Linked DNA regions of Homo sapiens: region 2 is linked to region 1. The links are chromatin loops, found by intact Hi-C in ENCODE. Cell type or tissue: Calu3. All regions are shown on one strand. Each heading gives the region's core, and the rest is flanking DNA. Links, peaks and the distances in the headings are about the cores only.

Region 1 (11,440 bases), core at 2,329-10,328:
TGCTGGTGGTGGTTATAACATAGAATAAAAAATAGACTTCTCTTTAAAGTGCTTAAGGGGTAGTAACAGAGATAATAAGCATATAAATATTTATGAGTCAAAACGTAATAAGCCACATAAAAAAGGTACTCTGAGAATTAGGAGAAAAAGATGGGATTTTATCTGAGCAGAGAATTTCAGATGGACCCTGGAGAATAGTAAGAATAAGAATAAAACTGTCCAAGAAGAGAAGTAGAATATGCAAAAAGGGATAAACTGAGAGTGTACAGAATAATTTAAGTGCACTTTGGCTGTAGAAGATCCACAGTAGACCAGTTGTCAAATTGGCTTGGAACCATCCATTTGGGCCCTGATGCCAGGCCAAGAAATTTGGAGAGACATTGATTTTAAAAATTGAACAAAAAGGCCGGGCGGGTGGCTCATGCTTGTAATCCCAGCACTTTGGGAGGCTGAGGCAGGTGGATCACGAGGTCAGGAGTTCGAGACCAGCCTGACCAACATGGTGAAACCCTGTCTCTACTAAAAATACAAAAATTAGCCAGGCGTAGTTGTGCGCACCTGTAGTCCCAGCTACTCGGGAGGCTGAGGCAGGAGAATCGCTTGAATCTGGGAGGCGGAGGTTGCACTAAGCCAAGATCGGGCCACTGCACTCCAGCCTGGGTGACAGAGCGAGATTCCATCTCAAAAAAAGAAAGAAAGAAAGAAAGAAATACATAAAATTAAATTAAAAAAATTGAACGAGAAAATAAGGCACTAATAAGGTGCTAAAAATCATACTAGGAATGAACTTAGAGTGAGTGATATTAGAGAAACTAAAGGCAGAGGGACTCGCTCAAAAGCCCTTAAATAATCCTGTTAAGGGCTGGTGAGGCCTTGAATAAAAGCTAAATTTCACTGTGGATATAAAAGTAATGGCACACTGTAATTAATGTGATGAAAATGACGTAGGAGGAGAGGGGAATCAATAGTGTCTTTGAGTTTTGAGAGAACAGTAATAAGAGTAATAGACACAGGAAAAGTGGTGAGTGGAAACAGGATTGAGATTCATGTTTTGAGTCTGAAGCTGACAATGTAAGTCTAGATCTCTTTCATTAACTGCTGTGCATCTGGCTACATGCACACTGAATTGCAAAATGATTGTAGGCTGAGCCAAAACTAGACATAAGCTTTTATGATGACCAACATCTTATGTTATTCTTTAGTTTCTTGGAGCATCGACACAATCTGAATATAACATTATGCTTTAAAACATGACATTCAGAAACAAGTATGATTGGTAGCATTTCGAAGACTTCCTTTGGAGTAAATAGAAATTAATACACAATTATTTTCCAGAAGACAGTCCACTTACAATCCTTGAAATCTTGTTAATTGTAGCTTAGTGTATTAGGGCCAGAGGTTGCAGAGAACAATGGTACTCAAATCCCTGAGTATATATATTGGTGTGATGTAGGAAAATCTGCCTCCATGGATGAGGAAACATGAGTATTCTGAAGCAAACATACACACAGTTTTGGTACAAGGGAAGATCCTGTAAATAAGAAAATAAAAGTATAAAATATTCTTTATAATTCTGTTAGGAATTCTGACACTGGTCTGTACCCATCAGATGCTCAAAAGTTATAAAATTTTAATAATAATTATTAACAGCTCCATTTATTTATAGTTTATTGGACATTAGAAATATACCAAAAATATCATAAGCATTATCACGTTAATATTTTTAACAGCACTTTTAGATAAGTATCAGCATACCTGCAGGAGTACATCCATTTTACCAATGGGAAAATTGAGAGTCAGAGACTTTAATTAGCTGCTATAAGTCCCACTTGTGTGTGACACAGCCAAATTTACAGCACATGTCTGTCTGACTCCAAAGTCTGTACTCTTAACCATTGTGTCATACTCCATTGGTTTCTTTTAAGCCTTGGTTCTAAAGAGCAGTGCTGGTTTTATATTCCAAACCTTTGTGGACAGCACCTATCAATTAACCTTTTCCCAGAATGAAAAATGTCCTGGAGCATAAATACGGTTCCACTAGTGCTTCAGAAACTAGCAGCTCAACGTGAAAAGCCATTGCAGATACCTCTCTCCCCTGTATAGTTGCATTCTGTTAGCTGTTGCAGAATCATCATGCTATCTATCTTGTCAAGGGAGAGGAATTATTTTCTCTTCCAACATTTATATTTCTTCTTCACATGGTTTAGTGGAAAAATCATGCCATTCTGCATCTTCCTATTTCTTCTCTAACAAGAAATATATAAAATAAAAATAATCATGACATCCTTTATTTCGAATCAGAGAGTCTTTCCTCAACAATGAGGGAGAAACTTCGAATGCATTACATTTTTAACCATTCCTCTTAACTTGATCCACATATTACAGTTACTCCTTTACAGATACCTTTGGAAACAAAACACTTTTCAAGGAAATAGCGTTGGGGAATTACAACCTTTAAAACCAATATTTTAAAAGATATAATATATGATTGTTCTTTTTCAGATATTCTGAAGGTATATTTTTGGTGTAGATTGTGCAAGATTCACTCTATTTCTGAAGGAATGATGTTATTTTTATTGAGTTCTGTAAAAGGATAGAACTGCCTATAAAGGAAATAAATTGCATAATGAATGGTACTTGTTTATAGACTGCTAAGCACTGTAGACCCCATATATTTTAATCTCTGTTGTCCTATTTGGGAGTAGAAAATGGCCTGGTCTCGGTAAAGCACCAGAGGACCACTGCTTAAAAGTATTTACAACCCCAGAGCAACTTTTCACCAGCTTAAGGCTGACATGTGTTAAGGAGTTCTTGTGAGATACGAATATGTGTAAGGACATAATAATGATTAAATACCTCAACTACTTGGAAATTTGCTAAAAAAAAAATCCTCTTCTGACTAACAGAAAAAGGTCTTCCAATTTATTCATTTGCATTGTAGTTTCATTTTTAACTGCCAAATAATAATTGTATATATTTATGGCTACAATGTGATGTTTTGATATATGCTTACATTGTGGTATAATTAAATCAAACTAAGTAAGATATCCATCACTTTGCATACTTATCTTTTGTGTGTGTGACAAGAACATTTAAAATCTACTCTTTTAGAGGAATGGGAAGTTTTGCTGACTCTTAAAGAGAGAGAAAGACAACAGAACGTTTTGGAGAGAATGATCATGAAAATGGCTGAGAAGCTAGGGCATGTTTTTCCTAGGGGAAGATCCAGGGTTAATGGTGCTCTTGTCTTAATGTGTAGACAATGGGTAGACATGCTGGGTATAAAATCTTCAGGCTTAATGAGAGAGAGAACTTTCTAACAATCAAAGTCATTTAGGATATAAAAGGCTGCCTTTGTTAATGGAAGACATTGATCCTAAACTGTGAAAACTTGTCAAGCAAGGAATGAGAGTAGTATAGTTATGCCAGACGAGTTATGATTGCAGGCAAGTTAAGATTGCATGACTCACTGACACTCTAATTTCCACTGCAGCGGGCTGAGCTTAGCCTCAATACGTAGGAGAATTGTTTGTGAGTGTTGTGTATTTGGAGGTACGAACTGTGAGTGAGGGAAATAAAGGAGACAACAAAAATAGATGAGAAAAATCTGGAGAAGTTGTTAATGAATACAAGGCTAACTTACAAAAGGCCTTGTTCTCTCCTTGCATTGAAAGAGATGATGGATATGTTCATTTGTTTCACTATGGTAACCATTTTATTATCTATATGTATCCCATAACATCATGTTCCATACATTTAAATATACACAAAAAAATTTATTTAAAAAAAAGAGCAGAACTTTCCAGGACATTTAGCATTGCTCTGGGTTATTACCAAGGGTTTGTGACATGCGCACAAAGCAAGATGAAGGTGTTTTCCCACTTGGATACTAATTTTGTGAATGCAAATCCCACCCACTTTATAGGTTACATGCTAAATGGATGGCTTTTGGGGAATCTGTGACTTAATTCAAATGAATCATTCACATAGTAGGAACTTAAGCCAAGAGAGGGAAATATTTTGATTGGCTCTCTCCGTATCACGTGTTATAAGTAGGTCTTCCTCCACTTCTAAGAAGGGTGGCTTCTCTTGGTTTATTTTTATCTTGTTCATATATTAACTCCTATAAATGTAAAAGCCATAGACCAATGGCCTAAATAAAGTGATCAGGACAAATTTCTGGAAATATTATACTTAGTATCCTATCATTTTTTACAAGTTTACTGTAGAAAATTGGAAAAATACAAAATAACAAAATGACATTAAAATTGCCAATAATCCTGCCACTCAGAGATAATCACTATTTACATTGATTCATAATAATTTTCTAGTTTAAGAATAAAATGTGCATAAAATGTTATATTCCAATATTTTATTAAATTGAAAATAGTCATATAAACATTTTATTGTGACCTAACATATGCTAAGAAAACATGATTTTAAGGAATAGTAATTTTTTATTCTAGTCTTCTGCTTTCAATTTCATATAATTATTTAAGGCAAATATTGTCTCTACCTCCTAAAAAACTTTCTGCCTTATCTCATTCTAGTAGACCACTCCAAATTTCCACTTGCCTTTTAGCTAAGCAAAATGTATCTTGATCACTATGAACTCATTTCTTTTACTTGTCTTTACGTTGGAGAGTTCAGCATTCTTAGAATTTTGATATTCCCTCCTGAAGTCTTTCTGTACATGTCTTCCCTTAGGCATAGTACTACCATCATCAGACGGAGCATGACACAGAGGAGGGTGGACATGTTTATGTCAGACGACTGGATTTGTGTCCTGCTTCTGCCATTTATGAGCTGTATACACTGCGTTTAAGCGGACAGAATCACTTAAATTTCTCTGAGCCTGTTTCTTGTTCTATAAAATGGACTGGTTGTGTGTATAGAGACAACACACTTAAAGTTCCTCGATTATTGTAAATGCATAGTAATAAGTTAATGCTCAATGATTATAATGTCTCTTCTAATTCTGGTTTGATAAGCTCTCATTCTTTCTAAGTTCTGTCATTACACTGTTTTTTTTTTTTTTTTTTTTTTTTTTTTGGACAGCCACAGTGAACATCTCTGAATCTATAAGGTTGAATGAAGGAAACCTTTATATTGTCATTATGTATAAACTTTGTTATAAAGGAAAACGCAAGGATTTTAACTTAGGAGATGCAGGATAGCATTGTAAGCAATGCCCCAGAAAATCATAATCATAATAAATAATAAATAAATATGCATGGGAGAGACCAGTGGAAATACATGTATTACATGGAAAAATTAATTAATTGAAGGAAGTAATCCTTTTTACAAATCACTCCCAGTTAGAGGTAACGATCAATATTTTAGTTGTTAATTAATTGGGAGCTACTGCCACCAAGTGGTAGGAAAGTACTTCTTCGGAGACTAGAATCCAATAACCTTTAGGGAGAAAAGCTCCCTCACCATACTGTGGACCCAAATGTATTCCATCCTATCCCATCGCATCACAATCACCCAAGATCTGATCTTCATTAAATAACCAGCAGCTGTCTTTGGTTTCTGTTACCACACTAACAAAATATTTTTCTGTCAAGAGACAAAACTGAAGTTTAGTTCTAATAGAGGAAAATAAAACAACCAAATACTGAGAGGGTTCAGGTAAAATCATAATTGAAAAATTCCAAATGAGGTTAGCCTCTAGAGTTAAAAAGGCTGAAGTTCAAACGCCAACTCTGCCACTTGCCTGCTGTATGACATGAAAAAAATGTATCTGAGGATCAGTTTTCTCAGCTGAAATATAGAGGTTCATTTAGATGATGTGTGCAAAATGTTTAGCCTAGAGGCTGTTACCTAGCAAGTGCTTGATAAACATTACTCCATTCCTTTTTATTATTGTAACTATAGATTGTGTTCCTCTTCCCTAAACCTAAATACATATTTAGTTCATTAAAATTATGACATATAATCAACTCAACTGTAAAGAGGTTTAACCTCAGAGAGTAAAAATCACCACAAACATAATAGGGATTTTCTTTTTTTTATTTTTATTTTTTATTTTTATTTTATTTTATTTATTTATTTTTTTGAGACGGAGTCTCGCTCTGTCGCCCAGGCTGGAGTGCAGTGGCGCGATCTCGGCTAACTGCAAGCTCCGCCTCCCGGGTTCACGCCATTCTCCTGCCTCAGCCTCCCAAGTAGCTGGGACTACAGGCGCCCGCCACTACGCCCGGCTAATTTTTTGTATTTTTAGTAGAGACGGGGTTTCACCGTTTTAGCCGGGATGGTCTCGATCTCCTGACCTCGTGATCCGCCCGCCTCGGCCTCCCAAAGTGCTGGGATTACAGGCGTGAGCCACCACGCCCGGCCGGGATTTTCTATGATTTACCTAATTCCAAAGAAAGAACTACAGTGTAAAAGACAGAAATGAAAAAATCTCATACGTTCTAAATCTAGATCAGGCAGTAATAATTCCTTCCTGCTGAGGTTCTGAGCAAGGCAATTAAGCCCCCTTGAACCTCGTCTAACTCAGGCAGTGCTATAAAATATACAAATCAATTAATTATTTTGGAAGGTGGCCCAAAATACAAAATTTGTATGTGGATGCCAATTATAATTTTATGCAATACAAACCATAAAGAGTTATCTGCTATGATCTTTAATCAAAAGAAAAGTAAAAATAGTGTGGTTGTCTCTTTGGTTATAGAAAGCTGTTATCTGGAATTCTGGATTCAGTAGCCTTAATTAACCAATTCATGCATATAGCTATGAGTTCAGTAATTTATATTCACAACAATAAATATCCCAGGACACTGAAATAGCCTAAATTGACTTGTTTTATCAAAGATGAATTACATAGTGCCACATATACGTCACTGAACTCCAATTCTTCGAAAATTGAGCATCTACATTTCTTTGAAAATTGAGCATCTAGCCACGTGGTAAATTACAATTAAAAAGAGAGTCGGTATATTTCATAGGATTCTACTTCAACTTCTTGCCAGATTTGTACCAGTCTTATCCTCTGTACTCCCACGTGGTACTCATTTACTGACTCCCTAAACATTTCCCGTTTAACGGACCTCATTTATGTTATGAGGAAACTTAAGCTATGTTGTGGACAGCTCTATTGATTAGAAATTATTTACTGATGATCGGTTAAAGTCTTCCTCTATATAACTCCTTTCCATTGTTCTTGGAGCTAGCATTTAGATTCAGAAATAATAGGTAACGTTTTAGACTACCCCAATTTCCCAGGTAGGTCAAAGAACAGAACTTTTAGTAGTATTAGCTTCAACCTATGAATGTGCATGTCCTGCAGCACAAAATGTAGTTCTTCTGTGTATCTCACCTTTCAGCAATCATGTATTTTTATGACTTAGCACTTTAAAATAAATAAAATATAGGTCCTCTGAGTTATTTGATTTTTTAAAATCTGGATATCAATCAGAACAAAATGCCAAAAGACCATAATTTTTATTAAAATAACCCATAGAATACGCCAATGGACAATTTCAATTAGGAGCAGATGACCATGGAAGTGGCCTTTGTCTCCTAAGGTTTGATGTCCTCTCAGCATCCCCAGTACTGGCTCACTGGGTGCCTCCAACAGGATGTGGGATGGAACAGGGCCGGCATATTAGATGAATTATGCACCAGGAAGAAGATTCGTGCTTTAATTTTCCTCTTGTACTTCTTTATTTTCTAGCCATGTCTCTTTGAAAATATTAACTTATTTTAGCTGTGTTAATAGATAAATGGAAATAAATTTATTCTAGCTGTGTTAGGCTTTATCCCCAGCTGGGCAAGAGATACAGTGGGAAGCCTAAGTGTGATAGTGATTGTGAGGGAAAAAAAGAATCTTCAGGGAAAGGTGAAAATTAAGGTGACAGGCATACTCATTATCAACCCTTCCCTCCCAGTAAAAATCTTTTTACTGGGAGCAATTTATAATTGATCTATTAAATAGAGTATTTTGTGACAAGGTGTTTCCAATATACTTAGTGCTAATGTGAAACCAAGAATAGTTGGCCCTCCCTATGCGCAGGTTCTGCATCCACCAATTCAACCAACTGCAGATTTTTTAAAAATTGAGAAAAATGATAAAAATAAGAGTACCACAATAAAAATAATACACATAGAAAAACAATATAGTATAACAACTATTTACATAGTAGCATTTATATTGTCTTTGCATTAAAAGTAATTTAGAGATAATTTAAAGTATATAGAAGAGTGTAGGAAGATGATATGCAAATAGTGTGCCTTGTTACATAAGGGACTTGTGCATCATCAGGTTTCAGGATCTACGGTGGTCCCAAAACCAATCTCCTGCACATATGGAGAGATGACTGTAATGGGCACAATAAGGAATAATTAGGAAATCCCAAGCTTCAATTGTCATTAAAATTCTGCCACTGATTTGCTGTTTTGTTGTTGTTGGCTTTTTTTGTTTTGCATCTTTATTTCTCTACACACAAAATAAAAACACTTAAAGAATGTTCTTTTCAGTATTCCCAGAAATATTGGGAGAGAGAACTCAGGTAGTCAGTGTTACAAACTTTTGAAAAAAGTAAACTATTGAAATTTGAGAATTTATTCCAAAAGAATATTCAGAAATGTTTCCATTTGGGGTCATTCTTGATTTAACAGCAAAGTAAAGGAACTGGATGATGAGGGTAAATTTCATCGTTAGATATCTTATAAATTGTTTTTTGTTAAGGCTAAGAATTGTACCCCTAAGGGATATTGATAGAGTGCAGTGTTTAATATTTTCTCCAAAACCCAAAACCCACATGTTTTTTATGCTCCCAAATTATTTCTTTTTGCTACACTATTATTTCTTGCTGCAACCTTTGTGGGTATTTCAGTAAAAGCACACTGTTACTCCAGGAAACAGAAAATCTGTCAGGCTTAATCTTTTTGCTTCTTTAAGAACCAGCACCTATTGTCTGGCTCTGTAGAGAGTATAAGTTATTTTTTATTCTCTGTAGAATCATCTTATAATACTACAAAGACATACAAGTGTTAAATCTTGTATGCAACTGCACAGGCCTAAGAAAATTGCTGAGTAATGAATAAATGAATCAGTGAAAGGCTAGAAAAAGAGTTAAAATTATTTTATGATGGTCCTGTTTATCCAGAGAAAGCTGAAAGCTGTTACATTAACAACACAAATCAACGAGGCTCAGAAACCACCATTCATAACTATTCTTAAATAATTCAGAAACTCAGCATCTTCCCTGGGTCTTTTATTAGCTTAAGTTTATAAATCACCTAGACCATTACTGTACTTCAATTATAACGCTTTCTTCCACAATCTAGTCCTTAAAAACCTCACCCTCCATATTCATTTACCAGAATCTTCTATCTGATTCGGATCAGACAAGATTCTGATTCATGTTCTTGTAAGATCTTATTTTAGATTTTTTGAGACAATGAGAAATGTATAATTACTTTTCAATTATATAAGTCTCCAATATTTCCTTTTGAGATTTGATTTAAAATTCTCCCTATTTGCCTTGTCAAGATTTTAGGACTCTGTGGCAAATCAAATTGAACCAGGTACTGGAAAGATGTAATTCATGTTTGCTTTCCTTTAAAACCAGTTTGAACTTAACAAACTAGGTATGTGGAGAGATGAGATATTTCTCCCTCAGGAAATTTCAAGTGAGTTATAAATAGTGCTCTTTAACTCGTTGATTTCCCATAGAGTTTGGAAACAGCTCATTCTAGCTTACTATTTCCAACCCCTTCGTTTTCACAGTCCAATTATGTATACTGATGACCTCTGGCATAAATGTATTCAGGAAGAAAATCATACTTTTATACCTGATCCAAAATATTTATTATAAAATTGATACAAACAGAGAGAGCATGGCTAAGTAATATAGACTATAATACTGACTCACAGAGTGAGAGTAAAATTCTTCCCTGTGTTTATTTCAAAGGCCTCAAATCAACTGCTCTAGAATCTCTGAAAAGAGAGAGTGAAACAAACAGAGAAAGACAGAAAAAGTTGGGTGAGACAACTACTTTTGTTAATACCTCTTGAAGAGGCCATTCTCTCATTCCTTAGGGGCTCTATCTGGGATGATAGCTCCACCTTCCCTTCAATCCAGGTAGTCTGATCCCCAGAAATGATCCCTCATCATGACAAACAGAAAAACAAACAAAGCTTAAAGAACTTAAAAGCCCAGATATACCACCAGTTCTTTGATGGGGGAAATGAGCCTCTCAAAGACAAACTACACAAAACTTCCCATGCAAAGGCATAAAAGGTCAACAGGATCTAGAGAAAGCAACAGTAACCTCCTCTCCCCATAGCTAATGGAGATAAGTATGAACAAGACACTGACTCCTGACAAGGTGCTTCTCTGACAACTGTCTTAACACCTGGGAATGGAAAGACAAGTGTTCTCTATGAGAGTCCATACCTTTTAGGAAAGAGAAGAACCTTGTCCATCATAAAAGCTTAGGGAGTCCTTAGAGTATGTGAGACATCAATTGCTGCTCCCTTCAGGACTCTTACATGAGTCTGCATTTCTAAAAAGTATCCCCATGTCATTCCAATATAATGGTCTATGGAAGTCATTATTTGAAAAATTATTGTGGATGCTTTGGAACTCAGATTATTCTGACTAAAGTGGGTCCAGTTGTTAAGACAGCCAAAACTGAGTCCTCACAAACTACCTGTGGAGAAGAAACAGGCAAATAGCATCGGCAGCTTTTATACACTGCCTCATTCCCAAGAGTGTTGACACTGGATAGATGCACATTCAGATAGGATTATTGAATAAAACATATGTCGTCAAATGGAGCGATGTCTCTTTACTTTCAGTGATATCTTACAAAGGATTTCAAGCAGAGTCATAAAGTCAGGATTATTATTAATATGACGTAAGCCCTGGGGTTTAAGGAAGTTCCTCTAAGGGCACCATACTCTCCCTGTGAGAGCATACTCTTTTTCCTCGGAAAGGACAAACAAAAAAGATGGCAACAGCTTTGGTTATAGTCCTTCGAAGACCAGTCATTGTTTTCAATCAGAAAGTGAGATGCCTCTCTCCTTTAGGAATTGTGTTTTAGATAGGCATGGCATGAAAAGTATAGTACCTGATGGGTTAAAATAACCATAAGATAACAAAGAAATTGACCCTATTTAAAAATGTATTCTGATATTTTAATGTCCTGAGACATTTTCTAATATATTTTGACTGTTCATACGTTATCTGATCTTGACTGAACGAAAAGTATCTGGATTTCGTCCAGATGCAAGATTCTAGATGATATTAGGATAGTGTGTGCATCAAGGCTAAAAAGGGGTCTAAAGAGGAGATTGAACTACAATCACTCAGAACAGTGAACCAGTCAATAGCAGGTAATAGCATCTCAGCATTCAGATGAAAGTGCTAAGACGTTGTCCAACTTTCAGTTTTGCCAAAAGGGAAAAGCTATTCTGCATAAATTC
Region 2 (11,440 bases), core at 2,048-10,047, 410 kb before region 1:
AGCCTGGGCGATATAGCGAGACTTCATCTCTGAATAAATAAACAAATAATGATAATTTAAAAAATAACTGGAAATGTGAACTAGAAGGTGGGACAGTCTCAGAAGGTACATTGGGAATCTTGAGTCTGACATAGGGTATGTGGCATCTTAAGTTATGGGCTGCATATAGTAGTTATAACATGAACAAGTAACTTCCGGTCAGTGGCTCACTTGCTAATCAATCTTGTGGTTTAGTTACGTTCTATTGCTGAGACTCTGAAAGTCATATTTATAATACCTGTTTTTCAATGTTGTCATGGGATGAAGAGAAATTATATATGTAAAGAAGGCTGAGTCCCAGACATGAGATACTGACTACCAGTATGTGTTCATACTTTTAGTTGTGATTCATCTGTTTCAATAGTTGTATGATACTTCATTGTGTTAATATGCCACAATTTATTTATCCACTTATATGGCAAAGGATATTCTGGGGAATATCCTAGGGATTTCAGTTTTCTTGATAATGTAATGAATATTCATGTATATCTCTTTGATGCACATCTGCAGAGTTTTCACTAAAACAAATAACTGGGATTGGAATTGTTGGGTACTAGGCTGTAAGCCTATTTCCTAGACAATGTCAGATTAACTTCCAAGTGGTTGCACATATTGACACTTCCACAACAAGTATATAGGCTTTCCCTTTGTTGCACATATTTGTCAATAATTGGTGTTACTAGACTAAAATATTTGCAAATTTCATAGGTAAAAATTGTGTTTCTTGGGGTTTCATTTTGCGTTTTCCTAATTACCAATGAGATTGATCATATTTCCATATATCTAGGGGCCATTGTGTTTCCATTTTTTGAGAAATGTTCATTTAGAGAATTTTTTCAAAAATTTCTATAGTGTTGTTTTATTTTGTTTATTGATTTGCGGGAATCTTTGATATATTTTGGAATCCAATTATTTTTCCTTTTTCAGTCATGTGCAATGAAAATAAATTGTCCTAGTTTTGGCTTGTGTTTTTACTGATGTCCTTTGCTATATAGGATGTCTTATTCTAATGTGTGGTTTTATTTTTTAGGATTTGCATATTGCATAAGTGTGTGTGCCTTGTTTAAGAAATTCTCTCCTTCCCAGAAAACATAAAGACGATCTCTAGACTATCTTCCAAATTTTAAGGTTTTGTTTTCACTTTTAGGTTTTTTAATCCCTTGGCATTTATTTTCTGTGCACAGGATGAGATAGTGATCAATGTAATATTTTTTTAGCATGCACAACAAATGGCAACATCACTGTTTAATGAATAATCCACCATTTCCACACCACTCTGTTTGGCCACCTGTGCCATGTATCAATCCTTCATATAAGGGTGGGTCTGATTCTGAGATCTCTATTCTGTGTCCTTCATATATTTATGTTCCACTTCCATGTTGTCTTACTTAGAGCCTATTTATGATAAATGCTGATATCTGATAGGTAGTGCAGTTACTTTTGTCATGCTCTTCTTCTGGATTGAGTATTAGCTCTTTGCTTTTCTATGTAAATATTAAAATAGCTTAAGAAGTTATTGCTGCTGTATGTGTTGTTAAACAACATGCTTCAAAACAATATGCTCTATGCAATAAATACATACAATTTTATCCATTGAGAAATAAATAAAATTTTAACTATTAAAAAAGAAGTAACAAATACACATACACATTTACGTGCAATTTTTCATGGAACTGCATCGAATGTATACAAGGATTTAGGGGAAAATTTTTAGTTTGTGATATTTAGTCCTCCAATCGCCAAACAGGAAATGTTTATTTACTTAGTTTTCAACTTACTTTTTTGTTGTTGTTGTTGTTGTCCTTGGAATTCTCATTAATTGCTTTTATATGGGATCAGTAATATATTTCCAGATTTGGTTATTGGTATTAATCTGGAATTTGATCATTTTTTAGTGGAGTGCTAACACATATTTTAGTATATCTAGTCGAGTATCCTACCAGGAGTAGAAGATTTATATAGAGGATTTTCACATGTAGTTCTTTATAGAAATACGTATGATGTCTTTGAGTTTATTTTCTCTGCCAGCCTGTATATGTATGCTTACAAAAAATACTTATCTATTTACTTTGTAGGTGGAAAAATGCTAATCACTGAAAGAAAACATTTTCGGTCAGGAAGAATTGCACAAAGTATGTCTGAAGCAAATTTGATTGACATGGAAGCTGGAAAACTCTCAAAAAGTTGCAATATTACAGGTATGGGAATTTATAACTGTTGTGATTTGTCCATGTAAGTATATGAAATTCATCACCAATAATTGTTGAAGGTCTACCTCTGAAAATGCTGGAAGATGAAAAGAATTATAAAATCTTGTTTTTATCATAGAAATAGTTAAAAAGATGTGCAAAATAAAATAGCACAGCCAACAGATTATGATAAATATTATAAAAAGGAAAAATGTTGTTAATAAATGAGTGTTATATGCAATAACTATAATGAATTTGGGGGTAAAAAGGCTCTCTGAAGGTTGATTGACCTAGGAAATCTTCATGGAGCATCAAAAAATTAACCTGATCCTCAGAGGAAAAGTAAGTTTTAAGAGAGTTAGGGGTAATTGTATTAAAGAAAAGTGTGAATATAAGAGAAATGCCACCTTTATTTTTCAAAATCCGTCTTCTAATTTTTAGCATATAACACTTAAAAACATTTCAATTAAGGTAATGTTTCTATGTATATTAAACAAAAGAAATTCTGACAGTTTGCTTGAATTATTTTTTCAGTAGAACTTCTGAAAATTTGGTTGGCTCTTCTGCCTGTCTCTAAAAGCAGCACTAGCTTCACAAAGTCTACAGAGTCTTTATAATTATTTACTAAGAAATGACCAAGTACGAGTTGCTCTACACAAACAAAAAATGGCTTCAATGTTGTGAGATATCTAGAAATTCTTATAATAGAAATGTAAATATTTTAATGTTACAAATTCTTAAGACACTTACTTTCCAAAATAATAATGCTTCAATTTCTAGTGGTAAAATTATTATTTGCCATTGCAAGCTTGAGTGCAATGAATTCATTTGATCAATAAAACCAATGGTGGTCTAAATTTTCAATGTTCATTTTATGAATTCCTTTTCCTGAAAAATGTTAATAACATTTCAATACAAAATTATAGAATTATCTAATAAATTAATGACTTTCTAACTTAGCATATTGTTTTAAACGTTATTTTAAATATTAACAGATGTATTTGATATTTTCTACATATTCAATATTATCTGAAAAGGAAAATATTAAATTAATATTCTGAATGTAATGAAACCAACAATTCAGTGCTTAGAAAAATATGGATAATTGAATAACTGATTTATTCTATTTGACCAGAAATTTGCTTTTGTAAACATGATACATAAAATAATAAAGCATAAGCACATGCTAGTCTGAGTCATTTTCAAGAAAATGTGTTAAATATATTATTAGGTCATATTAAATATTTATTTGTTTAGTTTATAAATCATGATGTCTTAAAATAACATTACATATGTTCAAAAAATAACCTGGTAGAAAAAATATTCTTCTCTCATTACATATAAATTTGAGCAAATTTAACATTGAGTTTATGTTAGCTAGTAGACTAGAGATCAGAAAGAAAAATGAAAAGTAAGTCCTGAATTTTTAAGCTATGGGAAAAATTAATCTTGATTGTAACTCACAGTGCCACCTTATCTTTGTTTTGCTTTGTCTTTCCTTAAATAACAAGAATGCCAGGACCCAGACTTGCTTCACAATTGGCCGGATGCTTTCACCCTTCGTGGTAATAATGCTTCCAAAGTTGCAAATCCATTCTGGAATCAACTGTCTGCTTCTAACCCATTTTTGGATGACATAACTCAACTAAGAAATAACAGGAAGAGAAATAATATTTCCATCTTAAAGGAAGATCCTTTTCTTTTCTGTAGAGAAATAGAAAATGGAAATTCTTTTGATTCCTCCGGTGATGAACTTGATGTGCATCAGTTACTTAGGCAGACTTCCTCAAGAAATTCTGGAAGATCTAAAAGTGTTTCAGAACTTCTGGACATTTTAGACGACACAGCACATGCCCATCAGAGTATACATAACTCTGACCAGATCCTACTACACGACTTAGAGTGGCTTAAAAATGATCGGGAGGCTTATAAAATGGCTTGGTTAAGTCAACGCCAGCTGGCCCGCTCCTGCCTTGATTTGAATACAATTAGTCAGAGCCCTGGATGGGCCCAGACACAACTTGCGGAGGTCACCATAGCTTGCAAAGTAAACCATCAAGGAGGGTCAGTACAATTACCTGAATCAGACATCACTGTTCATGTGCCCCAAGGTCATGTGGCTGTGGGAGAATTCCAAGAGGTGTCTCTAAGGGCTTTCCTTGATCCGCCACACATGCTTAACCATGATCTTTCGTGCACTGTGAGCCCGTTGTTGGAAATCATGTTAGGCAACCTCAATACAATGGAAGCCCTTTTGCTGGAGATGAAAATTGGGGCTGAAGTAAGAAAGGATCCTTTCAGCCAAGTCATGACAGAAATGGTGTGTTTACACAGCTTGGGTAAAGAAGGCCCTTTTAAAGTTTTAAGCAACTGCTACATTTATAAAGACACCATCCAAGTCAAGCTAATCGACTTGAGTCAGGTAATGTATCTAGTGGTTGCTGCACAAGCTAAAGCTCTTCCGTCACCAGCTGCCACCATTTGGGATTATATCCACAAAACCACCTCAATTGGAATTTATGGACCCAAATATATCCATCCCAGTTTTACTGTTGTTTTAACAGTTTGTGGACACAATTATATGCCAGGACAGCTTACAATTTCTGATATTAAGAAGGGTGGAAAAAACATATCTCCAGTTGTGTTTCAGCTCTGGGGGAAGCAGTCATTTTTACTTGACAAGCCACAAGATTTAAGTATTTCTATTTTTTCCTGTGATCCTGATTTTGAAGTAAAGACAGAAGGAGAAAGGAAAGAAATTAAACAAAAGCAGTTGGAAGCAGGTGAAGTAGTTCATCAACAATTTTTATTTTCTTTAGTTGAGCACAGAGAGATGCACTTGTTTGATTTTTGTGTTCAAGTGGAGCCTCCCAATGGTGAACCAGTTGCACAGTTCTCTATCACTACTCCTGATCCAACCCCAAACCTAAAAAGACTCTCGAATCTGCCAGGCTATTTGCAGAAGAAGGAGGAAATCAAGTCTGCTCCTTTATCACCAAAAATTCTTGTTAAATATCCTACATTTCAAGATAAAACATTGAACTTTAGCAACTATGGGGTAACCCTGAAGGCAGTGCTAAGACAAAGCAAGATTGATTACTTCCTTGAATATTTCAAAGGGGACACAATAGCTCTCCTCGGGGAAGGTAAGGTAAAAGCTATTGGTCAGTCCAAAGTGAAAGAATGGTATGTAGGAGTCCTCAGAGGTAAGATTGGACTTGTACACTGCAAAAATGTCAAGGTGATTTCAAAGGAGCAAGTAATGTTTATGTCAGATAGTGTCTTTACAACCAGAAATCTTCTTGAACAGATTGTCCTGCCTTTAAAAAAATTGACTTATATCTACTCAGTTGTATTAACCTTGGTGTCAGAAAAAGTTTATGATTGGAAAGTTTTAGCTGATGTCCTGGGTTACTCACATCTGTCCCTGGAAGATTTTGATCAAATTCAAGCAGACAAAGAATCAGAGAAAGTTTCTTATGTTATAAAGAAGTTAAAGGAAGATTGCCACACAGAGAGAAATACAAGGAAGTTTCTGTATGAACTTATTGTGGTGAGTATTGCTTGATCATGGTAATGAATTGCCATCGAGAATTGTATTAACTTGACAATATTTATAACTGAACATGTGAGAGGAGAAATGTTTAAAAATTCAACAGTCTTAAATACATTAAAGACACTTTATAGCAAATATAGTTTTTCCTACATGATCATAAAACTGGTTTCTTAAACTTGAGATTCAACTGTGATTTCCCCAAAAACCAGGATCATCTTTTAAAAGAAAATAAAAAGTTCTGTTTGTGCTGGGCTTAACAGTTCAGATACAACTTCTCTTCCTGTCTCAAATATTTAGACAACTCTTAAGATACCAGAGAGGCTCCATAACATGAAAGCAAACTAAAGAGAACTAACTTGGCCATTGTTAGGGATCTACTTTTCAGTGTGTGTGGGATTTTTTTCTTTCTTTCTTTTTTTTTTTTTTTTTTTTTTGAGACAAAGTCTCGGTCTGTTGCCCAGGCTGGAGTGCAGTGGCACGATCACAGCTCACTGCAGTTTCAACCTCCAGGGCTCAGCTGCCCAAGTAACTCAGACTGCAGGCATGTGCCGCCATGCCTGGGTATTTTTTTTTTTTTTTTAAGGGATGAGTGTCTCACTATGTTTCCCAAGATGCTCTTGAACTCCTGGCCTCAAGCAATCTTCCCACCTTTGCCTCCCAAAGTGCTGAAATTACAGCCATGAGCCACCACACCTGGCTGTTTCTTTTTTTTAATGTATTACCAATATCCTTTAGCAATTTAATATTCTTATGTATACAATGCATTACAGCCTAAACAATAATATTAGTAATTCTCATCTTAATCCTCATGTTTTAATAGGACTCCCAGTGCCAAATTCTTTAGTGTAGTATTCAACCCAGTGGAAGGCTCAGTGTAGAATTACAAAGTACTTTTTACCTTTAAAGTAGAAATTCAATATTTTATAAAAATAAAAAAAATCAAGATCATATTTCTAAAAATGGTTAAAACATGAGTGTAAAAATAAAAATGATTGTTAATGCTTCTCTAGTGCTTATTTAGCCATTAACAACTCTATGGGGTAAGTATAGCTAGTATCTTCATCTTATAGGTCGAAGAAACCAAGTCTTAAAAAGTTAGACAATTTGCCCACGTCCTACAGTTGCCTATTCTTATAGATGGGATTTGAATATTTTTTGGTTTCAAAATCATGCGTAAAGCCACTATGCCTTCATGAAACAAAGTAATGTGTGTGTGTATAAAAATGTTTGTATAAGTACTGTGTATGTGTAGGTATTTGTATTAAATATTATAATTGTGAAAGGCTGGTGCTCTGTAGAAGGTAAATAAAATTATATAGGCAGGTTCATGCAAAGGAGCAAAGTTTTAATCAAGATGCAAAAGAAGTAGAAAATATTTGGAGAACAAATTTAATCTGTGGCATTAACAATGATTCATATAATAAATAAATATATATAACATTATCTCTCTTTCAATATTTTTGATGATTCTACAGTGATACTTAGAGAAGTTGAAATTCAAAAGCTCCTATATCCAGTTGCTAAGTTGATAGATTTTTTATGGTGTGCTGCATTCTTACCTACCCTGGGACATTCAGAACTATTGGAGACTGAATGTTAGAAGCTGCTCTACCTGGTGGAAGCTGCGTGTGCATTTTGTAATAGCTCATTAACTCTCATAGCTCATATTTAACATTCACCTGCAAAGGTTTGAATTGGAAAATTAATTTCTTTTGTTTTTTTAGTGGCCTAAAAATGTTGTAATGGCCAAAGGTCATTAATGATGGTCTGAAAGTTCAAGCCTGATCATACCTGTATATTTTGGGGTATGATAATTACCAGAGTGCCTCAAGCGGCTAATTAGAAAATCTAGTAGAGACTCCATTCAAGCGGGGAGCTTCCAAGCTTTAGTGGAGGTTTCAGGATTTCTGTATGAAGAGGCTCAGGCCTGGTTCTCTGACTGGCAGGTGATGGAGCATGGGGTATAGAGTTGTCTCTTGAAACTTTATTTGCATAGTAAATATACATTTTTCTAGGATTGTATATTGATTTGGTGTGGCAGGGAGCGACCCGATAAGCTGAAAAAGACTGTGGGATCCAAACCCTTCAGTCATCTCTTGACATTGAGACTGGCTGTCCTTATATACTTGACACTCTCTAAAGCACTTCAGCATCCAATTTGATTTTCACAATGATTATGGAAGTTTAGACAAAGTGGAATTAACACTACATTGATTTTAAAAATCATTAAATAGAGATACTGTGTGATGCATGTAAAGTCTTATACTATGTGGAGCTGGATTTTAAACTCAGGTTTTATGGCTCCAAGTACAGATCTTTTCCCTAAAACAAGAAACTGGAATATAAAGTAGTAACCCCACTCCACAGTTTACTAAAAGCACCATCAGGGGCCCGCTAGCTCAGTATTGTTTCTCACTGAGGCTATAACTCTTCAGTATAAATGTATGGATCCATTTATGTATCAAAACCATGGGTAGTCCTTCTAATTGCATACTTTCAGGGGAATGAACATGCTATCAACTTTCATAGTTGCTTTACTTGCTTATTCATTTTAACTTATTGTTTCATATTGGTAGATAAAGCTCCAAAGTGCCATTAAATAATGAGGGGCTACCAAACATGTTTACAGTAGTTCCCCTTATCCACAGTTTCACTTTCTGTGGTTTGGGTTACCTACCATCAACCATGATTGACAAATAGGTGAGTAGAGTACAATAAGGTATTTTGAAAGAGAGAGGCCACATTCACATAACATTTATTAGAGTATATTGTTATGATCGTTATATTTTATTACTAGTTATTGTTGTTAATCTCTTACTGCGCCTAATTTATAAATTAAACTTTTCCATAGGTGTGTATGTATAGGAAAAAACACAGTGTGTATAAAATTTGGTACTATCTGCAGTTTCAGGCATCCACTGGACAGCCTTGAAATGTGACTCCTTTGGATTCTTGGATCTCCTTGGATTCCCCCTCCTAAGGGGGAGCTACTCTATTTGCTCATTTGAACAAAGAAGAGGTATAGATAGATGTAATCCCATATTTTAAAAATGGTACTCAAGGCAAAACACAAACTTGTAGACTTGTTTGAAACATGCATGGTTAGGTAAGAGCCTGATGGTTTTCTATTTTGCATTGTAGAAGACTAGGTGTTTTGTCTTTAATACCTTGTACTTTATGTTTAATACCATTATATTGGTGATGAGGGAGAGTATTTTTAATAAATTTATATATATATATTTTAAACTTATAAACATCAATAGCTTTGTTCAAAGTTGAAGGAGTGTCTCTTTTTTTTAAACACAGCAGGCATGATTCTGGGATGTTTTAAGTCATATTTTGGTGAAAATAGAATAATATTTACCATCACCAGTTCACATACACTTTAAAGAAATTCTTGTAGCCAATCCTCTCCTAGAACGAGGCTTTATTTCTTGTGAGTAAATAACTAATCCTAGAGTGATAAATTAGAGACTGCCGGAACTTCAGAGTACCATTGGAAGTGTGTAATTTAACTTCCTTTTTTCACAATTAAAGATACAAAGACACATATTAGTTAAGTGGTTTATCCAAGGTCCTATAATTAGCCACTGAATTAGTTCTAAATCTCCCCTAACTCTGGCTTAGTTATGTCTACTGTAGTTTGCTTATAGAATTTGCTTAAATGTGAATCAACTCCTTGAGCTTTAGAAAACTCGATTATACGTGTAGTGAAAAAAAAGGACTCCCATTTGTAGAATATGTAATAAAAATTCCAATTTATAGAGAGAAAAGCCCAAGTTAGTTGCTTTTAATTGTGACATGTAATTGTTGCTGCAGGCTCTTCTGAAAATGGATTGCCAAGAGTTAGTCGCACGTCTCATCCAAGAAGCTGCTGTTCTGACTTCAGCTGTCAAGCTTGGAAAAGGCTGGAGGGAACTAGCTGAAAAGTTAGTACGACTCACAAAGCAACAAATGGAGGCATATGAAATTCCTCATCGAGGAAACACTGGAGATGTTGCTGTTGAGGTAAGACTTCTGTTTGTGTAATTCAATAGTGAAAAGTTGCAGACCAAGTAACACTAATGTAATCAAACCCATACCACATTCACGGATTCACTGGGGGAATGTCCAAGATGATCCACTAACTGAATCACTGCACTAGTAACTCATCAGTACTATCTGAAATAAACACACACACTCTTAAAAGGCATTGAGAGCCCTTAAAATATTGATGTTTCTTCTTTTGGATTTCATATTCTCATGGCCTTTGATCAATGAATTAATTGATCAAATTGGGCCAGTAAGTGGGGATGGCTATAAGAACTTGAGTCATAAAACAGGTAAATTTTGAAGGTGGGAGACAGGATCAAGTCAGGACAATAGAGGAAGACATAATGATATGTACTTATCGGCCTCAGGCATAAACTTAGTCACTTGCGATAACTAATGCTCAGGGACAAGAAGTAGTAAGAAAGTGGATGTAGAGCCACTGGTGATGAGAGATTGATAACTAAGAGCTTCATTATCTCCTTCACAATGTTGCCTACAGTAACTACAGGCATCAGTTGCAGAATGTTAGCACTTAGTACAAAGTAAATATTTACCATGAAAATATTGTTTTTATCAAAACAAATGTATGCTGTTAGGCACAAGTTAAACACATATTTTTCTCCAGATTACCATAAAGAACTGGGAGTCAATTTTTATTGAATTAAATAAATAAAAATATTCCAGTGAAGGGCACATGTAAAATATTCTGTATCTTTCTCTCAAATGAACAAGCATTTTGAAGATATTTATGTTTAAGGAAATCTTCTCTCTATTAGAGATGACTTGGTGAGAGCAGAAGCTGTATTCTTCACTTTGTTTTTGGCGTAGATCTGGGTATTAATTTTTGGAGAAAATTTTCTTGCTTCGATGCAACCATTCCAGTTGGGTGAACAGGACAAAACCACCTTTGCATGAAAAGTAGAGTCAAATCAAGTCAGCTGAATTCCAGCAGCTGCAGTGGAAGTGTCAGCAGGCTGGTTTCTGAGTTCCTGCAGCCTGGCTCTCCAGCCAGGACTTCTCCAAAATAAGACTCTTTAGCCAGGAGCAACCAGGGACTGAGGATGTCTTTCCCCTCAGAGACTACATTTATCTCCATAAACTTAGAAGGGCATTACAGCCTATAAATAAGCATAATATAGCATTTGGTGCAGTACACAAAATGGACTCAAGTGTTTACAGAATGAGATGAAAGATAGGAAGCCTTTAAGAAGGAAAAACAAATATTATGAGGGATACGCTCTTCTGATTCGGACATTTCAGTTAACTGATGAAAAAGTTGTCTAATTGAAAGCAGGACCTTTTTTTCTTAATAAGGTTCTGTTTTGAAAGAGTTTTGTTGAGAGTTATTTATCAGAGTTATTTATTCTGTCAGCCTCCTTAAGCATCTGGCTTCTCTCTAATTGTGGTTGTTTATAGTTTGTCTTCCCCTAAATCTTGATGGAGGCCAGCAAACCACCCACTTTTCCATTATTTACTTTTGCACAGCCCAAATCATAAATGACTAAGTCTTTGCCTGAGGCTGATAAACACTCAGAAGCAGAAAGGAAAGCCCCTAGGTGTCTTTCTATGATAGTTCAACTTATTGTGATTAATAGTAATAGTCATCACTCAGATTCATGTTATT

Evidence for each region. A loop is a pair of places that touch in the nucleus more often than their neighbours do. Peaks named below come from ENCODE experiments on the same cell type or tissue, not always from the same donor. Only the 100,000 strongest peaks of a DNase experiment are listed, where the experiment ranks them.
Region 2: it touches region 1 in a loop (3-fold over the local background); 7 of 110 quality-filtered maps call a loop at or near these places.

Annotation. Positions count from the first base shown.
Region 1 is chr7:19,741,876-19,753,315 of GRCh38, reverse strand. The region is part of intron 1 of TMEM196 (transmembrane protein 196); the gene reads left to right. All of the region lies in intron 1 of LOC107986774 (a long non-coding RNA gene), which reads right to left. Among named protein-coding and RNA genes, the nearest start is that of TMEM196, 26 kb to the left of the region's middle. In Calu3, for the core only: a CTCF peak has its summit at 5,361 (motif pointing left); DNase peaks (open chromatin) are centred at 3,485 and 5,395.
Region 2 is chr7:20,152,545-20,163,984 of GRCh38, reverse strand. It overlaps MACC1 (MET transcriptional regulator MACC1), which reads left to right. Exons shown (of 7, transcript NM_182762.4): 4 at 2,115-2,237; 5 at 3,740-5,781; 6 at 9,604-9,792. The coding sequence starts at 2,123. MACC1-AS1 (MACC1 antisense RNA 1) reads right to left here. Exons shown (of 4, transcript NR_046756.1): 4 at 10,454-10,721. Among named protein-coding and RNA genes, the nearest start is that of MACC1-AS1, 16 kb to the right of the region's middle. RefSeq lists a silencer at 5,014-5,173. In Calu3, for the core only: no CTCF peak of the experiment used is centred there; a DNase peak (open chromatin) is centred at 5,124.